4 separate regions of the Homo sapiens genome follow, and regions 2, 3 and 4 are each linked to region 1. The links are chromatin contacts, found by Hi-C or POLR2A ChIA-PET in ENCODE. All regions are on one chromosome and are shown on one strand. Each heading gives the region's core, a stretch centred on a gene start or an enhancer-like site at or near the end of the contact. The rest is flanking DNA. Distances are from core to core; before and after follow the strand shown.

What was found. A loop is a pair of places that touch in the nucleus more often than their neighbours do. ChIA-PET counts read pairs that join two places held with the same protein, here RNA polymerase II (POLR2A). Pooled maps may share reads with other maps.
Region 2: a loop to region 1 is called in a map of chondrocyte, with 4 times the contacts of the local background. The contact joins the enhancer-like site here to the promoter of MEF2A in region 1. A Hi-C loop is called at or near these places in 1 of 168 maps with a recorded cell type or tissue (chondrocyte) and 6 of 50 pooled maps. POLR2A ChIA-PET finds 5 or more read pairs at or near these places in 5 of 52 experiments (AG04449, CD8-positive, alpha-beta T cell, MCF 10A and 2 more).
Region 3: a map of endothelial cell of umbilical vein shows a loop between it and region 1 (4-fold over the local background). The contact joins the enhancer-like site here to the promoter of MEF2A in region 1. A Hi-C loop is called at or near these places in 3 of 168 maps with a recorded cell type or tissue (CD8-positive, alpha-beta T cell, endothelial cell of umbilical vein and naive thymus-derived CD4-positive, alpha-beta T cell), 3 of 37 single-sample maps with no recorded cell type and 13 of 50 pooled maps. POLR2A ChIA-PET finds 5 or more read pairs at or near these places in 3 of 52 experiments (CD4-positive, alpha-beta T cell, activated B cell and activated CD4-positive, alpha-beta T cell).
Region 4: a loop to region 1 is called in a map of PC-9, with 4 times the contacts of the local background. The contact joins the promoter of LINC03080 here to the promoter of MEF2A in region 1. A Hi-C loop is called at or near these places in 30 of 168 maps with a recorded cell type or tissue (CD14-positive monocyte, CD4-positive, alpha-beta T cell, CD4-positive, alpha-beta memory T cell and 18 more), 2 of 37 single-sample maps with no recorded cell type and 27 of 50 pooled maps. POLR2A ChIA-PET finds 5 or more read pairs at or near these places in 12 of 52 experiments (AG04450, CD4-positive, alpha-beta T cell, CD4-positive, alpha-beta memory T cell and 9 more).

Annotation. Positions count from the first base shown.
Region 1 is chr15:99,564,446-99,567,646 of GRCh38, forward strand. MEF2A (myocyte enhancer factor 2A) reads left to right here and starts at 1,539. Exons shown (of 12, transcript NM_001319206.4): 1 at 1,539-1,659. RefSeq lists silencers at 710-1,149, 1,990-2,039 and enhancers at 861-1,836, 1,837-2,810.
Region 2 is chr15:99,322,501-99,325,701 of GRCh38, forward strand. All of the region lies in intron 5 of LRRC28 (leucine rich repeat containing 28), which reads left to right. Among named protein-coding and RNA genes, the nearest start is that of LRRC28, 73 kb to the left of the region's middle. Within about 2 kb of position 1,696, at least 8 of the 41 ENCODE cell types and tissues checked have a DNase peak (open chromatin) inside an H3K27ac peak, as active enhancers do.
Region 3 is chr15:99,342,286-99,345,486 of GRCh38, forward strand. The region is part of intron 6 of LRRC28 (leucine rich repeat containing 28); the gene reads left to right. Among named protein-coding and RNA genes, the nearest start is that of LINC02244, 59 kb to the right of the region's middle. Within about 2 kb of position 1,705, at least 4 of the 41 ENCODE cell types and tissues checked have a DNase peak (open chromatin) inside an H3K27ac peak, as active enhancers do; they include endothelial cell of umbilical vein, where a contact is called at or near this core.
Region 4 is chr15:99,433,640-99,436,840 of GRCh38, forward strand. It overlaps LINC03080 (long intergenic non-protein coding RNA 3080), which reads right to left and starts at 1,572. Exons shown (of 2, transcript XR_007064775.1): 1 at 1,529-1,572; 2 at 1-954. RefSeq lists an enhancer at 1-735.

The DNA of each region.
Region 1 (3,201 bases), core at 289-2,788:
AGGAAGCCAGCCAGTCTCTGGCTTCCTTTGTAACTTCCCAGTTCCTCCACTCACAGCCTCTGCTCATCTGCTCACCCACCCCAACCACTTTGTTTTAAGTGCTGCGGGATTGAATTTCTCATCTTCAAATGCAAACAACCATTTGGCTTCGTGTCCATTACACAGGCACCTCTGGGGGCACATGCAGGCACTGTGGCCCCGAAAAACTCTTCAGAGGTGAGCGGCTTTCAGGATGAGAGGGCCAACAATGGCTCATCTCCTAAAGACCTCGATAAACATAATCAGTAGCCCCAGAAAACACAACAGCTGTCCCAAGCCTATCCCCTTTGCACCTATCTCAGAAAAGGCAACATGCAGAGTGGTCAGGAGTTCAAGTCCTCAGGGCCCTACTCTGAAGCTGTGACCCTGACAGGTCACTTTAGCGCTCAGCTTCCCTTTCCTCATCTGTAAAATGGGAATAGAAACTGAATCTGCTTCATGGGGCCTTGTAAGTATTACATAAGCTGTCATATGCAAAATGTCCATCACATAGTTCACCGCCCCAGGCATCCTAGAAACTATTAAGTCACGATAAGGAGGTTGCTACTGTCCTGGGACCTGGGGAGCTCGGCTGTCCAGTCCGAAAGGGCCTTCTCGCCCTCGAGACCCCTTCAAGTCCCTTTCTCTCCGGGCCCGGGTCCCAGAGTCCCCTTGTGCTTGCTCCTGAGGGTGACCTGCCCGTGCCCCGGGGCGAGCACAGGTGCGGCCCTGGCCACAATGCGGGCGTGGCGAGCCGACACCCGGGGAGGCCAAGGGCGCCTCGAGGGAGGGAGGGAGGAGGCTGACCCGGGCGTCCCGAAGGACCCGCCCGGCCCCGGACTCCGGGCGGCAGCCGGCCTCGCGCCCCGCCCCCGCCCCGGGAGCCCCGCCCAGTCCCGTCGCGCCGCGCCGCCCCACCGCCCGGGTTGGCTGCCCTGGAGGCCACGCGCGGCGATTTGCCACGCGCCGCGTCACCGGGCCGCTCCCGGCCTGGGCTCCCGGGGGCTGGTCAGGGAGGTGGCGGCGGCTGAGCGGCGGAGCGGGGGCGGCAGGGCGCGACGCCGCCGGGCCGCCCCGCCCTGGGAGGCGCCCGGGCCCTCATCAAGTGACCAGTATCCCTTCCAGGGGAACACGGTCCTTCAGAGGAAAGCGAGCTCCAACCCGCGGCCCCGGCGCCAAGCCGCCGTCATCTTCTTCCTGTGCCAGGTGATCGTCTCCTCACCCACCCGGAAAAACATAGTCCGCCCCCACGTCCTTGTGGAATAGCGCCCGCTTCCAAGCACCGTGACTCTCTTTGCCCTACCCTTGTCTTTCCCATTCCAATTACTCTAGAACCCACCGAGAGGATAATTCAGTCCTGAAAAGAAACTGATGGGGAGAAGCGAGGAAGGGAACCCAGGAGGGAGGGGAGGCAGGGCTGCGGAGGGACACCGAGGCGGCGGAGGTAGTGCGCACGCGCAGCACAGAACGAGTTCCGGTCTGGCCGAGGCTTGTCTCCTAAAAATAGCCCCGGTGTGGGGATCCGTGCGCGGATGTCCCGGCGAGTCCCGGGCTGAAAGAGGCGGCTCCGGGCGGCGCGAAGCGCTGGTGGCGGGCCCGGGCTGCGGCGTGTGCGCGCCCGCCAGCTGCTCCGGAGATACGGTGAGGGCCGCGGGCAGCGGGGCTCAGTCCGCGACGCCGGTAGTGCTGGAGGGGGGCGGCGTCTCGCTTAGGGGACCGAGTAGGGGTTGGGGTGGAGGTGCTGGGGCGGGGGACGGCGCGGCCGAGAGGGTCGCCCGGGGGGCTCCGGGGACCCCTGGACGAGGCCGTGTCCGGCTTGGAGGGGGCCAGGGTCGCGTTCGCGCATTGGCGGGGCGGGTAGGGTGCTGGGAGGCGGGTAGGGTGCTGGGAGGCGGCGAGGGGTGGTCGGGTCGGGGTCGGCGCTGAGGAGCTAGGCGCCCGGGGAGGTGGGGGCGGGGTGCCCTGAGGGCGGGCCGGTGGGGCTGGATGGGGCTCGGCTGGGCGGGCCGAGGGGAGCTCAGTCGCGCGGGCTGGTGGCGAGCAGCCTCCCCGGGCGCGCACCCCTTGGGGCCGGGGGGCGGTGGTGGACGTCGCCTCCTTGAAAGTTGAAGGAGTTCTCGGGAGACCCCGGAGAAGGTGCGCTCTGAGGGCCCTTTCCTTCCCCTTTTCCCTCCAAGCCCGGGGGTCTCCCCGAAGGGATTAGCCCCAAGTGCGGGGGGCCTTCTGCCCTGTTGGACTTGAAGAAGTTCCCCCACTTCTGCTTTGGGAGAAGATTGGTCTAACGGGGTGGAACGCTTAGGTACGAATTCTGTGAGTGTGTAGATGTCAGTGGCGGGGTCGGTGTTTGGGGCGGACACCTGCGGTTGCGGACGCCCGATCGTGCGGGGAGACGTCGCGGGGACAGAGGGGCTGCACAGGGAACCGCTGGCTGAACCCCTGCCATCCGGCTAGATCCCAGCTCGCAGAAAATATTTTTTGTGTTAGAAACTTTGCTTTTTGGCTCGATTTCATGCCTTTGAGCTGTGAGGGTTAAAGTAAGTGAGATAGTGCAAACAAGTTTGGAAAAGGTGAGCAATCCTGAATAAGAAAACAGTTTTTCTTTAAAAGTGTAACTATAGAATTGTTGCTCACATCCGAAATAGATTCCGGAGCTGTGAAGCGAGCCTCCTGTTATGGTCCAGCAGGGAACCGTGTGTAGCTTGAATATAACATAGTGTTAACCTGCGTTTTAGTTTACAGTGAGATTGGGATTCCAATAAATGCCCTATTAGAAAGGCCTGCTGTGATGTGTTAACAATAGCATATGTATTTTTAAACAAACATTGTCTTAACATTTTTTCGGGTTTTTAGCACAGTATGTTTCCCATGTGTCTTGTATCATCTATTACTATATGAAGAGGAGGTTCTCTAAAGCTGTAATTAGGTGTACATTACCCAAGAGTACTTTCCCTTTAAGAATCCAGCTGTGTTGTTTTGGCAACTGCTAAGTACTCTAGTTGTCAGTTTTAGAATCTGTGTTACCTTGGCAGTTCTTGAACAGTCTGTGGAAAAGGTAAACAAAATAGTTCTTTTTTAAACATACAAAAATGACATTTCTTTTAATATGAATTTAGGAAGTGAGGATAAAAATGACTGCATTGTGCCTTTATGGCTTTTGTATGTACTGTGTGTGTGTGTGTGTGT
Region 2 (3,201 bases), core at 446-2,945, 240 kb before region 1:
CTCTCTATTCTATAGAGGGTGTAAGTTACAGTGGTGTTCCCAGATTTGGTCATTACCCAGTTCATAAAATATCAATAAAATAAGGGTATGTTCTTTGCTTTTTAAAAAATAAAATAAGTGATTAAAAGATTTTAAAAGGTATACTTTCTTACCTGGAAAATTATCTTCAGACCCCCATTAGGGTCCAGATACCATTTTACAGCATATTAATCACATTCTAGTTTATTCTTTCAGCAAGGAGATAATGGTGCCTCCTGTGTTCCAGGCACAGAGCTAAGGCATGTTGTTGCAAAGGTGGGCAAGACAATCCCTGCCCTTTAAAAGGTCATGTCCTGGGGCAAAGCAAGCAAGAGCCAAATAAACAGCTAAGTTACTATTCAACTTTGTGGAAAGAACCAGGCTACTGAGTTAGCTTGGGTAGATGGTGGCTAGCAGAGGCTTTGACCACTTTGTTGATGCTGCTGATTTTTCTGTGGTATTTCTGTATTTAATTTCTGTTCTTTTCTATCATCCAGTAATTTCTCACAATTTCTGGTCCATGATGCCTGCCAGTATCTTTTTTTACTGCTTTTGTAGATTCTCTTTCCCACCTTTTAAAATAATGTACACTCAGAAACATCTCAGAACAGAAGCATCAAAGTTTATTTGTATTATTAAGCATAATTTACCACAGTTTGATTTTGGCTCCCTGGTCTGTGAGCATGATTCACCCCACGTGTAGAGACCAGGTCCTTTCTAGCTAGGCTGCTTATTTGCAGTGACCAGTCTGGGTTTAAAAATATAAGTACAATAATTTGGTGTTAAAGGATTTTAATCCTCATATCAGAGAGTCAGGTTAAACTCCTTCTTAGGAAGATATGAATTCTGCTTTTTAAAAAATGATTTTAGACTATATCTAGGATTCGATCCCAATTGTTACAAGGAATGTCTAAGAGGTTGCGTTGTTTGATAATTGCAGTTAACTTAAGTGTGTGGGACATCCTGAATGCTGTTCTTAGCCTTAAAAATGGACTAATATTTCAAGTGAATCTGAATTGCTTTTAATTTTTTTAATTGTCCAAGGAAGATAGTGCTTCACAGTTTCTGAAAGTCATCTATCTCCCAATAAAGAGCCCTTTTCTCTGTGTTAGAGTTAACAAACATGTTTGTGTTTGCAGTTATTTTGATAATAAAAAACTTCATCAATTACAGAAGTATTTATATTGAGTTTACATTTGGAATATTTTGTAGTATGAACTGAAAAATTAGAAGTAAATACTAACTTTTCTGTTATTGTTATTGAATTATATGGGATATTTTAATCACTATTAATCTCCTGAGTTAGGTGTTACTCTTTTTTCTTTAACAGCAATTCGATGATCTAAATAGTTGAGTAAATAACCCAAAGTTGCATGGCCAATAAGTAACAGGATTATGGTTTGAACCTATTTGTACGTACCAGAGTATGTGTATTCCACAGCTCAAGAGAAAGAAAATGGATATAAAAAGGAAGACTTACTGTACACCAAATGGAATTTGGCATTGAAATGTTGTCTTTTATTTATTTGTACAGTAGTCCCCTATTATCTGTGGGAGTATGTTCCAAGACCCCCCGTGGGTGCCTAAAACCTCAAATAGCACTCAACCTTATATCCACTACGTTTTCTGGAGCTAATACCCTAAATGACTAAGTGACTAATGGGCGAGGAGGGTAGACAGGGCGGGTACACTGGACTAAGGGCTGATTCATACAATGAGGTTTCATCATGCTGCTCAAAATGGCATGAAATTTAAAACTTACGGACGGTTAATTTTTGGAATTTTCCATTTAATATTTTCAGACTGCAGTTGACTGTGGGTAACTGAAACCTCAGAAAGCTAAACCGCGGATAAAGGGGGATTTCTGTATGTTCTCAACCCAGTGTGCTCTGGAGCTCAACTTAGAGCTATTTTTAGTGGTACCGGAAAAAGCAAGTGCTTAAAAATATCAAGTCTGTCATTGACTCTCTGTGGTCACTAGCTTGGTGTGGAGTGGGTGGCTTCCTTCCCATTCCCATTTAAATTTTAGGTTAGGTCATTGTGCATCAGCACAGAACTATGATTTAAAGGGGACTTACTGTGTTTTTCTTTTGAAATTGACACCATAATGTTATTTTTGTGCCTAATCTAAGTAATTACTATGTGGCAATAATAAAATCATTTTCAGAATACTCTATAAGTAGCTGAAAAGTTTCAAGGTATTGTGTATTTAGCACAAAAGTAAACAATGCAAACAACTGTAAAGTTAGAGACACTAAGGAAATAAGGTGTACAGACTTATGTTTGCTCCCAGGGAAGGGGTAGAAAGGATTGGGAGTGGTGTGAAAAGAGTAGGATTCTACCAGGATTCCAAAAAGAATGCATTGTAACTCTGTGTCAGGAATACAACATTAATTTCAGCATGACACAGCAATAAATATTTAAAATCAGTCTGTCAATTTCTACCAAAAAAAGCCTCCTGGGATTTTGATAGGGATTGTGTTGAATCTGCAGATCAGTTTGGGGAGTGTGCCATCTCACCAGTGTTGTCTTCAAATCTATAAACATGAAATATCGTTCTGTTTATTTAGATCTTCTTTAATTTCTCTCAACGGTATTTTGCAGTTTGTAGCATATAAGTTTTGTACTACTTTTGTTCAGTTTATTACCAAGTATATAATTTTTTTTGGTGCTGTTGTGAATGGAATTATTTTCTTAATTTAATTTTGGAATTGTTTTTTCCTGATGTATAGAAATGCAATTGATTTTCTAATATTGATCTTGTATCTAGCAACCCTTTAAAACTTGTTTATTAGTTCTAAGAGTTTTTGTGGATCCCTTAATTAGTATTTTCTACTAAGGATCATTTTATCTGTAAATAAAGTTTTACTTCTTCTCTTCCATTCTTGATGCTTTTTGTTTGTTCAGTTTTTGCCTTCCGGCCTTTGCTAGAATCTCCAGTATATTGTTGGGTACCAATGGAAACACTCAGCCTCCTTGCCTTGTAGGCACAAGGGGGATTTAAGGGGAAAGCACTCAGCCTGTCACCATTAACGTAGTGTTCCATACGTTCTCAGCTAGAGGTGTTTTGTAGATGCCCCTTATTGGTTGAAGGAGTTGCCTTTTGTTCCTAGTTTGTTGAGAGTAGTTATCATGAGTGGATTTTAGATTTTGTGAAATGCTTTATTCTTATTCCATGAACAT
Region 3 (3,201 bases), core at 455-2,954, 220 kb before region 1:
CCTGCTAGGTAGTACCACTCCCTGGCCTGCATGGGAGTGCCCTGCTTGTATCAGAATGATGTGTTGGGGGAGGCTGTCTAACTTCCGTCATGGTGAAACAGGCAGATGCGCCTTTCAATCCCAGCTCTACCACTTGATAGCTGTGGAATCTTGGACTTCGGAAGGTTATTGAAGTCTCAGTAAAAGGGTAATATTAGCACCTACTTCATAGCACGATTGTGAGAATAAGATCCATAAAACACATATCACTTACAAATACCACATAAGTATACAGTCAATATGAACTGTTTTACTCTGTAACTAGACTGTAAGGAAGTGTAGGAACTGTGTGTCTTCATGTTTGGACCCCAAGCATTGAGCACAGTGCCCAGCCCATTCCTTGTGATCTTTTTGTTACCTGAACTGTGCAAGAGAAATAGAGATTCTGCAGCATGAATATTTAAACCCACAGCAAAGGAAGCCTGCAGTCATTCAAATTCATTAAAATCTATTTATTTTAATTTAACAGTTGATGATCTACCATGTGTAAAGTTATCTTATTAAATTATAATTCACTGTGAAGTCTTATTTTGTAAAAGGTGAATAGAAAGACAGTGACTTTGTAAGAGAGTTAATGGAGTCTGTGTGTTTGTGTGTATTTAAAGAAGCTAGCACTTAAAAATTTATTACTCTGAGAAAGTGGTTGAAGGGTTCTCTTTGTAAAAAGCATCATGTAGGTAATTTAAATTCATTTTAAGAATTATTTTGGAATACACTGTAAATTATTCTGAATTTATTACTAAGAAGCCCACATTTTATAGTATTTAAAGCATTGTAATTATGACTAATAATATCTCTGATTTATTGAACTATGATAATTGGTTTAACATTGATAGAGCATTCCAAATAATTTATTTTGATTGATTGCTTTGATGTTGTTGTTTCTTTTGCCCCATCATTTTGTTGATGAGAATATACCATTCACCTTTTGATAAAATAAATGAATTTCATACTGGTCAGCATGAAGTAAACACAGATCCTGTTCTGTCCTCTCCTGTGCTGTCATTCCATGCTTGCTTTTACAGTATGGTTAAAAGGGCAGTAGCCTGAATACACAGGAGCTTTTTGTTCCATTTTCAGCCATGTGGACTGTGTATGCCAGAGCCTTGAGGTTATAAGCAAACAAACAAACAGAATTGGAGCTTGTGCAGGACTCCTAGATTTTGCTAATTTCTAAGTCAGAAACTTTGATCTGTGAGTTTGGAAGAAAAAAAGGAAATATTTTGGACACAATACAGTACTTTAAAAAGCCACATGAAAAAGTTCTTTGTGGCTGTAGCATCTGTACGACGGACAGCTTCCTTGCGTTATAGATTTTACATACTGAGCAATTTTGCACAGGAACTTTAAAAATATTATTGCGTGATGTATCTATTGTAAGGTATCGGTGCATTAATAGTAATTAAAGGAAGAAAACAAACCGCCCCAGTGGTTAGTACACGAGTGATCTCTTCCAAAGTTAATTATTGAGTGAAGGGTTTTTTATCTTAAGAATATAAGAAACATCTCAAAGCCTTTTCATGAAGTACACGTTCGTATTTCAGCCTCATAATGATTACGAATGCCATTCCATTGTGCTTGGGGGTTTTTGCCAGCCGACTGCCTTCTGGCCAGGTTCACGCTCTCAAGAGGCCATCACAGCATCGCCTTTACAGCCTGTGACCTTGCCCGGCGCTGCGGTGTCCTGGCCTCCCCACCAGGCTGTGCTGTGCCAACTAAAACAGCAGAGCTGCCTGGTTCTCTTCATCATCCTGCTGGTTCTCTTCATCATCCCACACTGTTTTGTGATCTCCTCTTTGTATTCAGAAGCAAGAGGTAAAAGACTAAGATGTATCGAGTACCAATTATTTTGCCAGGAATAAAGCTGGGCACTATATACGTTGTTTAATCTTCATAACAGGTCTGTGAGAAAGGTACTCTTATCCCCTTGTTGCACTGGAGGAAGCAGGCTCAGAACATTTCATTTCCCTTCATGTCAGGAAGCAGTTAGTAAGTGAGGAAGCAGGATTCAGACTCAGTTCTGACTCCATCACCCACTGCATTGTCTAATTTCAGTACTGCCACTCCCCACTCTATATCAGATTGTGTATTTGGAAAGTTTAAGTGTCTGTATTACATACTCATGTCCATGAGGCATTATGCTGGCTAATGTATAATACATCTGAACAGAGCAGATACTGATTTTCTTTCAGCTTTAACATAAAATAGTCTATTTCATGGTGGGCATATATAAAAAACTACCTTCCTCAGAATAGCCAGGAGGTGCAAACTGAATTATGTGGAATATTGAAAAGCTAAGACAAGATCTGAACCTAATAGCATTTTTAAATTATCAACTCATTTTTTCCTATAAAATTAACATAGGGAAAGAAGACTAAACTATGTAAGAAGTAGCAAGTGTCAGCTCTTATTTAACTGTATTGTATGATCTTTGCATGTCACCTCATTTAATTTGCATAAGCTCTTTTTGCAGTATAGAGAAAAGAGGTGCTTCCTCTGTCATGTCCCATTTTGTGCCCTTGGTTTGAGGGGATGAATCATTGTCTCTAGAGGCCGCTGCCTCCAACTCTTCTCTGTGCAATTAAAGTATAGAAAAGTGTTACTACCATTTGCTGCATGCCAAAGAGAATTCTCTCTTAACTGGCCTTCTTCTACTGTAGGCCGTACTTCCAAATATGTCACTTACTAATAATGAGAACAGTAACTGCCATATATTGGAGAAGGTTATGTGCCAAGAATGCTATTTGATAATTTGTAAACCTTGTTAGCAATTCTCACTAAACCTGAGGACAGCTTTATTTTCCCCATTATACAGATGAGGAAACTAAGCCGCACATTTAGTAAATAGAACAAGGATTCAAACCCCAGTTGTCGGACTCCAAGACTGTGCTCCTGCTCTCTTAACTAGTATGCCACACCCCTTACCATTGCATATACCCAGGTAAAGAGTATTTTCTGCTTTCTGTGAGCCCCCTAGGGGCTCTGAAAGACAAATCTGAGACCAGAGATCATTTGCATTTTATCAACGCAGTTTTATTTTGAAAAAATATTCCAAAGTGTTCTATGTACCTTTGAAGTCTTCTATTTGTGGCTATAGGACTTGTTGAGCACCTTTTCATCTACCTGTTGGCCTTTCATATATGTTCTTTGGAAAAATGTCTG
Region 4 (3,201 bases), core at 322-2,821, 130 kb before region 1:
GTGAGACCTGCTGGGAGCAGAGGCCCTGGAGCCACATTGGGGCAGGGCCTGGGGAAGGGGGACACCCCCTGTGGAACAGCACGGACAAGGGGCCATTGCCAAGTCACAGCCAGGTTTAACCCCTAGGATTCCAGTTAAAATGGAAAATTTGGACTCAATCTGCCTCTCCCCGCTGAGCAGAACCTGGGGGGGCTCCAGCCTGTGGGCTCTGGGGGTTTCTTGGTAACTTCTCCTACGGCAGGGATGCCACAGAGCTTCGAGGGCAGATGCCACGTGTGGCTGCTCCTGTTGGCTGGAGGGGACAGGAACCTGTGACAGTGTCCTCTTTCTTCCCCAAGAGCAGAGCCGAGGACCAGGAGGTGCCACAACACCAAGGGGACAGGCCCCGCAGAACGCTGTGGGGAGGAAGACATGACGCGACAGCCTCAAAGCACCCGGCAGAGCTCTCGCCTCCTTCCCTGTGATTGCCAGTGTCCAGATGCGCAGTCGGTCAGCCCTGGGACTGCCCGAGTGTTGCCTGCACTCGGCAGCCGTGACCCAGAGCTCAGCTACGCAGCACAGGAAAAACAGGGCTGTCGTGGAGGAATTTGTGTTCTCATCACACATTCAGAAATTAATTTTTTTTAAGAACTTATACTTTTGGGCTCTTATAAACAATCCGTCTTCTAAAAGTCCGCCTGGGACAGGCTGGATAGCCTCATGGCCACCTATTTAAGTAAACTCCCCATCTCCATCATCACCCAGGCTCCTCTCTGCTCCTGCTTCCTTTTTTCTCCTAGCTTGCATTGTCAGTAACACAGTCCGGATTTGACTTATTTACCTTGTTGTCGTCTCTTCCTACCCTGACTCCCAGTAGAACAGAAGCTCGAGGAGGCGTGATGTTGCCTGTTGTTTACTCTGTATCCTCAGAACTTGAACTGTGCCTGACATGCCATAGGCACTCGATAAATGTTTCTGGAATGAACAAAAAGGATGCTTTCTTCAGAACACGGTGACGCTTTCCCAGCAGGGCTGGAAGGGCGGACGCTGGCATCCCCGTCGCTCCTAGAAGCCCCCCTGACAGGGTCTGCCCTGGGCTAGAAGCCGGTGCACCTCCCTTTCGGGTCCTTACCACAACCTGGGACATCTTGAGACTGGACCCCTAGATTGGTGGCAGGACCTGCTCCGAGCTGCCCAGCGAGACCTGGGCAAGCCGCCCCCACCAGCCCGGGGCTCCCGACCTCCTCTGTGCTCGTCCCTGCGCCCTCACGCCTCACCTGGGAGCTGATGAGACACACAAAAGCTCCAGCCCCACCCCGGACCTGCAGGGACCAGGGGATGCATTTGAACCAGGGATCCAGGTCAAACAAGTGCACATTGCAGTTTCCCATGCAATGCCCTGCCCACAAACGCCCCCTTCTCCCAAGCAAAGTGGAGGGCTTTGCTGAAGCCATCTCGATTCTTCCTCCCTGCAGCTACTAAAACACGCAGCGCTGGCAGCTGAGGGGCGCGGGCCTTAGCATTACCGCAGAAACTGTGAAGGGCAAACCTGGTAATTAGCCGGGGAGAGTGGGGAGGTGAGGCAGGCACAATGGGAAGGCGGGGAACGGCAGCTGTAATTGCAGGGTGTGCCAGCCCTGGGGACGCGCAGGGGGAGGGCATTAAGACGTGGAGGCAACCACCTATGTGTGAGCTCCCGTCGGGTGGGGGCCCACAGGGGCCGGCAAGGGAGGAGCGGGGTGACAGGATGCGAGGGAGATGTGAGTCCAGCCACCTCGAGCCTGAACGCAGCCTGCCCAGGTGTGCAGGCGGAGCCTCCCTCACTGTCCCCACCCTCGCTGGGTGACACCCAAGGGACGCTGCCCCAGGCTTCTTGGCCACTGGAGGGTGAGGCTTCCTGGAAGCTGTTTCCCTGTTTGCTGCATCTGAATTGGATCCAGAGAGTTCTAAGTCGTCAGAGTGAATTTCACACTGAGGCTCCCTGGCACCCTGGGGCTTCATGGCAGGGTGTGGAGGCAGCTTGCAGGGCAAAGAGGAGGCCAACCTGGTGGGCTTCCTGCCCCTGGCCTGACCCCTCCATCCCACACACCCTGACTTCAGCCAGGCAGCGCTGCTTCTGTTTTATATTGAAATTTCTGAATGAGATTTCATTTCAGGAATGAGGTCTCGTTACTTTAAAAAAGAGAGCAAGAAAGGAATTGATTCATCTGCTGTCTCATTTTATAGATGAGGAGGGAAGCAGCGTGCCCAGAGATACTTGGGTAAGAAGAGGCAAGTTCCGTTCTCCTTCTACTTCCTGGCTCCAGAGAAGGAAATGGCACATTTAGGGAGGACTCTGTCTCCTTGGGCAGATTCCCAGATTCCAGGGCATTTTTATTGTCCTAGAAAAATGATGCGGAAGCTGAGAATCAGGATACTTCGCTCCCTAGAAGACACACAGAGGTTTGAGAGGGAGCTGGGCTTGGCACCCAGGTTTGTGGGGAGCATTGGACCATTTGGAGTCCAGGGTGACATCACCCCACCCCTGCCAGCCCCTTCTGCTCTATCCTCAGCTCCGCTTTGTCCACTGCCAATCAGTCATTGCAGGGACAGGCGTCGTGCAGGGGGTGGAGCCCCCAGCAGCCCCAATGCTGCCCTCCTTGGCCCCAGAGTCCAGCAAGACTGGGCACAAAAGCATATTTGATTTCACCCATGGGAGGGCTTCAAAGGAAAGGGAAACCAGTTGGGGCCAGAAAGGGCTGAAACCTCCTGAGAGCTGCCACTCCCTCCTGCCCCCTGCCCCTGGGACCCCTACACCATCTCAAGCCCGTGAGATCTGATCCTCCCCTCATGTTCCATGATGAGACCCACTGCATCCCAGGCGCCTCCCCCGAACCCTCAGCCACCAGGCATGCTGACTTCTTTCACTCCCCCTCCCCGGCCAGGGCAGGTGCCCCCCGACCCTCCACAGAGGACCCAGTTCTGCCTGCAGAGAGATTCTCCTGCGCAAGCCCCACATTCGCTCTCCTGCGCCCGTGGGGGGCCCTGACAGCCCCTCTGTGGGGTGTGGACCTGGGTAGGAGGAGCCCCTGATGCTAATCTGAGTGTGACCTCGAGGTGACGGAACTTTTCTGGTTCTCCCTTTCCTCACACGTAAAACCAGAAGACGGTGCTGGAAGAAAGGTGACCCCCAGCCTGACTTCTGTGACCCCTGCTGTCCAGGGTTCCATCAGCATTTCTCAG